Linked DNA regions of Homo sapiens: region 1 is linked to region 2. A link is an interaction called in ENCODE POLR2A ChIA-PET data of the cell type or tissue named here. Cell type or tissue: GM12878. All regions are shown on one strand. Region 1 overlaps STIM1 (stromal interaction molecule 1). Region 2 overlaps STIM1 (stromal interaction molecule 1).

Region 1 (4,000 bases), 180 kb after region 2:
AATCCCAGCTACAGGCAGGAGAATCACTTCAACCCAGGAGTCGGAGGCTGCAGTGAGCAGAAAGCACACCACTGCACTCCAGCCTGGGCTACAGAGCGAGATTCCATCTCAAAAAAATAAATAAATAAAAATAAAATAATCGGCCGGGCACGGTGGCTCACGCCTGTAATCCCAGCACTTTGGGAGGCTGAGATGGGCAGATCATGAGGTCAGGAGATGGAGACCATCCTGGCTAACAGGGTGAAACCCCATCTCCACTAAAAATACAAAAAAATTAGCCGGGTGCTGTGGCGGGCACCTGTAGTCCCAGCTAATCGGGAGGCTCAGGCAGGAGAATGGCATGAACCCGGGAGGCGGAGCTGGCAGTGAGCCGAGATCATGCCACTGCACTCCAGCCTGGGCAACAGAGAGAGACTCCATCTTGAAAAAATAAATAAATAAAATAAAATAATCATATGATCAATAGATCATATGATTCCATTTATATGAAATATCCAGAATAGGTAAATCTATACAGACAAAACACAGATACACAGATTGATGGCTGCCAGGGGAAAGGGAGAGGGGGAATTAGGAACAACTGCTTAACAGGTATGGATTTCCTTAGGGTTGATGAAATAGTTTTGAACTACATTTATGATAGTACTAAATCCCACTGAATTGTACACTTTAAAATGATTAATTTTATGTTATGTGATTTTCCTTTTTTTTTTTTTTTTTAATAAACGGCCTACGTCACCATACTCTAAAAGGAAAAACTCAAAAGTCACTGTTTTCCCATCCAGCTGCCCCTTCCTGCCTCTTCAGGAAGCCTGCTCTCCCATCCTGCAGCCGTCCAAACCTGCCATTTTAGCAATGAGTTATGCTCCACTGGTCAGATTTTCTAGTCATTTCCTGTGTGTCAGGCAGTCTAAAGTCCCTAGTGAGAAAGCAAGCTCCCTTTTAAATAGGATGTATTGGTCCATGTATCTCATCCTCTTTCCAGACAGACCAGGTCATGGTTGAGGAGTAAGGGAAAGGGGCTGACTGACCTCTTTTGAAGCAGCAATTTGGAGTGGTGCTAGCAGAGAGCTAGAGGCTGGGTGACCAGGGAGGCCAGAGATATAACCATCGCACGATGGTCTGAATATGATTTATTTTTCTTTTGGGGAGGGGCAGGGGTTTAGGAAGAGTAGGGAAGTATTTAACAAACAGCTTTGGAGCAATATCTGGTTTCAGAAATAACTAAAATCTCTCAATAACAACTGTGTTCTTGACTTTCCAGAACCAACAATTCTAATGCCAAAGTTCTTCAGAAAAACATGAAAGATTTTACTCCCAAAGTTTGACACTGAAACCATCCCCCAGCTGTCCACAAACTATTTTCATTGCCCTGAGAAGGCACTGGAAACTTGGGAGACGGGAGACTTTGGGAACAGCATTCAAGCTCATCCTCTATCAGCCAATAGCTTCCAAGGTAGTCATCACTAATGCTTGGAAATCAAGACACGAGAAGTAACCTGCAAGGGTCACAGGTGCTAGCAGGCTTCTAATGCCCTTCAGGCACCTTAAACTTAAAGTAGTATTGGCAATAAAAACCAACAACAAATACTGTTTTCACAGGCCATTATGTGGCCCTTAAATACATTCTCTCAGTGGCCCTAAGGCTCAGAGAGATTAATGATTTACTAAGGGTCATGAGGCCAGCAAACAACAGCAAAGCCAGATTTCAAACTCTGGCCTGACTGCTTGCAAACTCATGCCATTGCCACAACACAAAAGTGCCCAGCACCACACATCCTGTCCTGCTTCCTGGATCTCCATGAGAGTGTGTTCTGACCATTCATAATAATCTAATGCTTCTTAGTTCAACATTAATCCTAATAGCCACAGAAAGAGAATTCTCTCGGCAATAGCAACCCAGAACACTGATGCCACTGAGAAGTACCTAAGATTGATATCTGGGCTACTTTACCATTCACTGGGTCACCAACCAAACCTCCTAAAAACCCACAAGGTAGATGTTCTGCCTTGAGTGACCCTTGAAGGCAAGAGGGGAAATGGTAAGGAAAAAAACAAATGTAGAAGAGCCTGCAGATAAAATTCTAAGCCAGAAATTAGTAAACCTGAGATATAGTTTCTGTTCTGCCCCTAATTACATATATGACATTGGGAAGTCACCTGCTTTCTTTGAATTTGTTTACAATAATATGGAGATAACAATCCCCTCCTGTCCCACCTCACAGAGCAGCTGTGGGCATGATAAGCAAAAAGACAGGTCTTAAACAGTGGAGTGATTTGTAAAGTGCAGAGCACAAACCAATCTGGGGAGTTATTATAATATGACTACCATCAGTTGGCTGGGGAGAAGATTAATGTCCACGAAACCAACAGAAAGTGAAACAGTAGATAATTAGGTGACAAATTATATGGTACAGACTAAGAAGATTATAATCTAGAAAGGGAAGTCCCTGGAATAAGTCAGAAAAACTACAGAGAAAAGAATGAACAGGATTGGAGGGTTTTGGAAAGCCATAGCCAGAGGAAAATGTATAGCTAGGGAAAAGAGGTATGAAACGCTGGACGCAGTGGCTCATTCCTGTAATCCCAGCACTTTGGGAGGCTGAGGCATGTGGATCACCTGAGGTCAGGAGTTCGAGACCAGCCTGGCCAACATGGTGAAACCCCGTCTCTACTAAAAATACAAAAATTAGCTGGGTGTGGCGGTGTGCACCTGTAGTCCCAGCTACTCGGGAGGCTGAGGCAGGAGAATTGCTTGAACCCGGGAGGCGGAGGTTGCAGTGAGCCAAGATCACGCCACTGCACTCCAGCCTGGGTGACAGGGCGAGACTCCGTCTCAAAAAAAAAAAGAGGTATGAAGAAGAGGAAAGCAACAGTACTAGAGGAGATGCTGTGTGTTGGGATGTCAAGGAGGCCACAATGGGTAGGCACGATAAGGCCAAACTGTCGGGGGAAGATAGGCAGCCGAGCAGCTGGGGCAGGACGCAGCTAGCAATAGGAACCCACTGCAGCTAACATGAGCTATGGGGAGGGCAGAGCTAGATTTTACAGCAAGCATTTATTGGGCACTAACAACATGGTAAGCACTGTCATAGGGAATGGTGACACAAAGATAGGTAAGACATAAGCCCTGCTCTCATGACTCTGCATTTGAATCCCAGCTCTTCCATTTGCAGAGCAACATGGACATCAAGGGAACACATTCTGTAATGAGACAGACCTGGTTTCAAATCCCTGCACTGACACTGCCAGATGAGTGACCTTCCACAAGTAACCAAAGCTCTTTAATTCCCAGTTTCCTCATTTGCATTGAAGAAGTAATAATTATCTTTCATAGGATCAAAAAAAAAAAGAAACTTCATATGTGCTTTTCAGGCACATGATAAATAATAACTTATTATCATTAACTAGCTTTGTGACCTTGGGTAAGTTGCTTAACCTCTCTGGGCCTCAGTTTCATCATATGTAAAACAAGACTAATTATAGCTACCTCACAAAGTTGTTGTGAAGATTAAAGAAAATTATTGGTGTAAAGCACCTAGCCTAGAGAAACAGCTCAGCAAAAGTTCCCTTTTCTTCCCTCTGTCTCTTCGTTCCTTAACCCTCCTCCTTTCCCTTCTCCCCAGACCATATGTGAGATCTCCCCTACAGCAATGCTCAGCTCCCGAAGGAGGGCAATGAGGACACAGCCAGGACCCTTACTGATTCCACTCCTAGAGAGCACCAGGCCCATTTAACCCCAAACCAAGTCTAACTTACCAACGCTTGACCACTCCTATCCAGGAACATGTTCTTTACTCACTTCTCGCCTAGTGACTTCAATTCACAAGCAAGAAGTCCTTTTTACCTGAAAGCCAAACAATTCCTCCCTGCTTACTCATTCTCCCAAGAAACTAACTAGAAGAGAAAGCATCAGTGTCTAAAATGCTGATCAGAGAGAGGAGACTGGTATTCCCAGTGCTTTAGAATGATAGGATAAAAGGAGAGGTCCTGGGCACCC
Region 2 (4,000 bases):
GAAATCTCACTACTTTTTGCTCCCCCTTGGTTAACTTAGAATTAGAAAAAGGATTACAGGCTGGCCGTTCCTACCACATAGATCTGTAGAGACTGAACAACCTAATTCTCTCAACTAGACCCTGGCTGAAGAGACCACCCTTTCTTAGGCCTGAGTGTGTCTACTGCTTCAGTGAAAACCCACTTAGTCCTCCTTGGTCATTCAATAATACAAAGATGTTCATTAATCAGTTCATGCACTCTACATGTCTACAATAACCCACTGTCATTATATATATATAAACCTGCTGATATGCTATTGAAATGAAATATAGAAGTAGGTAACAGGTAAAAAGCTTTCAGCCCATAGGGGGTTACTTCTATCCCTGAGCATACTTTTCATATTTTAGCTTTTGTACTCTTGCTCAGGTTGTTTACTCTGCCTAGAATGTCCTATTCTGCCACCTCCATAGAATAAAGCTCTATCCACCCTTAAAGGCAGAGGTAACATGTCACCTTGTCTATAGGATACCTTCACTAGCCCTCATCTGGGCCTCAGAAGTACTGTGTACCTCTACAGAACACTCATGTTGTCCCTTCAGGGCAGAACATGATTCATTCCAGGTCTTCCTACAGGGTCCAGCACAGCATTGGCACAATGCAGATATTTCCTTAAAGTATTTAATGAATGCATGTTGCTACGTGTCTGGACTAAAATGTAAGACTCTTTCATACCTTAATACCAGTGGAAATAGTATAGGTGCTATCTTGCAGGTGTGCCTAGGAGACCCAGAGCCTTAGCCTTAGCCTATCCACTACAACAGCTTTGGTTTCCATGGCACAGCAGTAGCCCTTCTCAACACAAGACTCACAGAGAGGAGGCCCAAAGAGCACTGTATCCAGAGCCTTCAGCTGCAGCTTCTGCCGATGACTCCGGTCTGTCATCTTCAGCACAGTCCCTGTCATGGTGGTGTTGGTGACAGCCAGCCTGTTGAGGCAAAGAGTAGCAGATCAGTTCCCTCCCAGTAAAGCCAGGAAGGATCCTGGTAGGATTACCCGCCTCCCCCAGGAACACTTCTAGCTCTTGGTGATTGCTCCCCTCTGCACTCTAGAACACAGAGTCTATACCAGTTGGGTCTCAACAGGGTATATGGAGAGACACATAACATTTACCAAGAATTTGTTCAGCCCTCTCCCCATATCCACCAACTTCTAAGCACCCTATCCTCTAAGGATTACCTGTCTGTGACCATTCCCACACCCAACTAAATTTTCTGTTGTGCTTCTCCTTCCAGGGTTTATCCTCTACATATTTTCCCCACCTCCTACCATTTATAAATGCATTTCCTGTGCAGCCCAGGTCAAACTGTCATGTCATATGACCCAGTGATTCTGGGATTTATGAATTATCCTAATCTAAACTCACTGTCATTATATATAAACCTGCTAATGTGCTATTGAAATGAAATATAGAAAAGGAAAAAAAATTTTAATTAACCACTGATGACAAAAATGGAATTAGTCCTGTTAGCTTGTATTTGAGTCACTGCAATACAAGTTACCTCCAATAAAATTACTGTAATTTTTTATGACCTCCACCCATACTGTCAGTGATAACTTTAATAAGAGAAAGCCTGTGAACAAGAAAATGACCTAGGAAAAATGGAACTTTGTTTCTCTTCTGCTGGAACACAGTGGATATAAGAGGAGGGGGGTAAAAGATATGAAAGGTTGAAAACCACTGGTCTAGGTCCCACAAGTAAGCACTTAATTCTATACTACTCTATAAGATTGGTGCTCTTTTCTGATGCATAGCTTTATTTCTCCAGCTAGAAAAGAAGCTTCTGACATCACAGTGTGATTTATACTCCTGTCTGAGCATACAGGAACAGCTACTTCCTTCTCTGGCCTTGGAAAGCAATCAAGCCCACCAGTAAGAGACGCAGTGAGGCACTGTGATGGGGTGTGGGAGTGGTTAGGAGATCTGGCTTCTCATTTCAGCTCTACTAGTGACTCATTTGTCTGATCATAAGTTGCTTTGTTCCTCCCCGAGGACCTCAGTTTCCTACTGTGCAAACTTATGTAAAATCAGATGCTTCCTACAAGCCTGGGAGTTCTTGGGGTTCCTCTTTGAAACACTTGTGCTGCAGTTCGTCTGACTAATGAGAATAAACATTGTCGTCTTTTCTACAGTCTATTTCTCAAAGAAACCTATGAACTGGAATGCTATCTACTTGTAAGCAATGAAAGAAATGAGAAAGGAGCTAACACTGACTAAGCAACTACTGTGTGTCTGCTACTGTTCTGATACTTTACATACAATACCTCATTCAGTCCTCACAACAACCTTAAGAACTCAGTTCCATTATTAGTGTCACTTTCTTTTTTTTTTTTTTTTTGAGACGGAGTCTCGCTCTGTCGCTTAGGCTGGAGTGCAGTGGCGCGATCTCAGCTCACTGCAAGCTCCACCTCCCGGGTTCACGCCATTCTCCTGCCTCAGCCTCCCGAGTAGCTGGGACTACAGGCACCTGCCACCACGCCTGGCTAATTTTTTGTATTTTTAGTAGAGACGGGGTTTCACCATGTTAGCCAGGATAGTCTCGATCACCTGACCTCGTGATCCACCCACCTTGGCCTCCCAAAGTGCTGGGATTACAGGTGTGAGCCACTGCACCCGGCCTAGTGCGACTTTCTAGATAAGAAAATGGAGACTTAGAGTTGAGTAACTTGCCCAAAGTCACACACAAGTAAGTGGCAAAGCCAGAGAATGAACTCAAATCTGCTAGATTATTCTCATTATACCATGTGAGCTAGTGATGGGCCTAGAACCACCCTCACTTCACCCCAAGCACTGAAGGCCCCATGCTTCCTGCTGTCACTAAGGTGCCACAGCTTGACATCCCCTACACCTGTGCCCAGCCTGGCTGGACCTGGTCTTGGCTGTAATTCTAGCCACAAAAAAGCTAAGTGAACCAGTGACCTGAGAACTGACTTCTTATCCTATGCTTTGCAGTTTTAATCCAAGCCAAAGATATCCTTCCCATGAGGAAAATGGTCCAGGGATCCACAAGGCAATATTGCTATTTCTATGGGTAGCAAGAAAGAAACCTAAATCCTGGATCTTAGTGGTCAGTCATCTACTTTTCCATTAAACATGGAGTTCCTCAAGTCAGGGGTCAGGTCTAATACATCTCTTTGTCCTCTGGGCCCACCAGAGAGTATGGCACATGGTAGGTGCTTAGTGAAGTTTTGTAAAATAGAACTAAACTGAATATTGAAAGGAAGCCTATCTTTAACCACATGGCACAAGAGGAAGATGCAGTGAAAAAAAGCAGGGCATTTAGAACAAGACAGACCTGGGTTCAAATCCCAGCTCTGCCACTTACCAGCTTGGATAAATTATAAAATATTTGAGATTCAGTTTGTTCACCCAAAGGTTGGGATACTCTTCCTCCCAGAGTTGTGAGAATCAACTGAAATAATATGTAGGAAAGCACTCTATAAAGGGAGGTACAAACATTAAGATTATTACTCTCTCCAGAGCAGAGAGAAGCTGTGAAGAAGAGGCTGCAGGCAGCAGAGGAGGGAACAGCCAGCTCAGCTAGGCCTGGACAGCAGTGCTCAGTAGCTCTGTGGCTGGAGACTGCAAAGTGTGGGCATTCCAACAGCTTCACCTTCCCCTTTCCCCTTTGCTGAAGCTCAAAACCAGATGCACCTACATAATAAGATGACAGATTATACATAATCAGCACTTACCAGATAGTAAGCCCTTTGAGGGCAAGGACAGCTTGTTGTCATCTTTATCCCTAGCACCCAGCACAAGTGCTTGGCACAGAGCAGGTACCCAGTAAATATTTGTTGGATGAATAAGTAAATGGATTAATGACTGAATGGCATATGGCACTAGTTTGACATGACAAGAAGTCCAAGCAGTACTCCATCCCCTTCCCACTCCCAGCCCAAGCCCTAGCATATTCAGCGTGTAAAGTAGGCAAAGAGTTATGAAACAACAGCTGTTGGAG

The links. ChIA-PET counts read pairs that join two places held together with the same protein. Peaks named below come from ENCODE experiments on the same cell type or tissue, not always from the same donor. Only the 100,000 strongest peaks of a DNase experiment are listed, where the experiment ranks them.
Region 1: POLR2A ChIA-PET joins it to region 2 with 13 read pairs; 3 of 35 experiments call an interaction of 5 or more read pairs at or near these places.

What each region holds. Positions count from the first base shown.
Region 1 is chr11:3,877,812-3,881,811 of GRCh38, reverse strand. The region is part of intron 1 of STIM1 (stromal interaction molecule 1); the gene reads right to left. Among named protein-coding and RNA genes, the nearest start is that of PPIAP40, 14 kb to the left of the region's middle. In GM12878, no CTCF peak of the experiment used is centred here; DNase peaks (open chromatin) are centred at 881 and 2,201; H3K4me3 peaks cover 2,939 bases; H3K27ac peaks cover 3,750 bases.
Region 2 is chr11:4,056,247-4,060,246 of GRCh38, reverse strand. It overlaps STIM1 (stromal interaction molecule 1), which reads right to left. Exons shown (of 13, transcript NM_001382567.1): 5 at 851-966. Among named protein-coding and RNA genes, the nearest start is that of RRM1, 37 kb to the left of the region's middle. In GM12878, no CTCF peak of the experiment used is centred here; a DNase peak (open chromatin) is centred at 1,986; H3K4me3 peaks cover 697 bases; H3K27ac peaks cover 2,214 bases.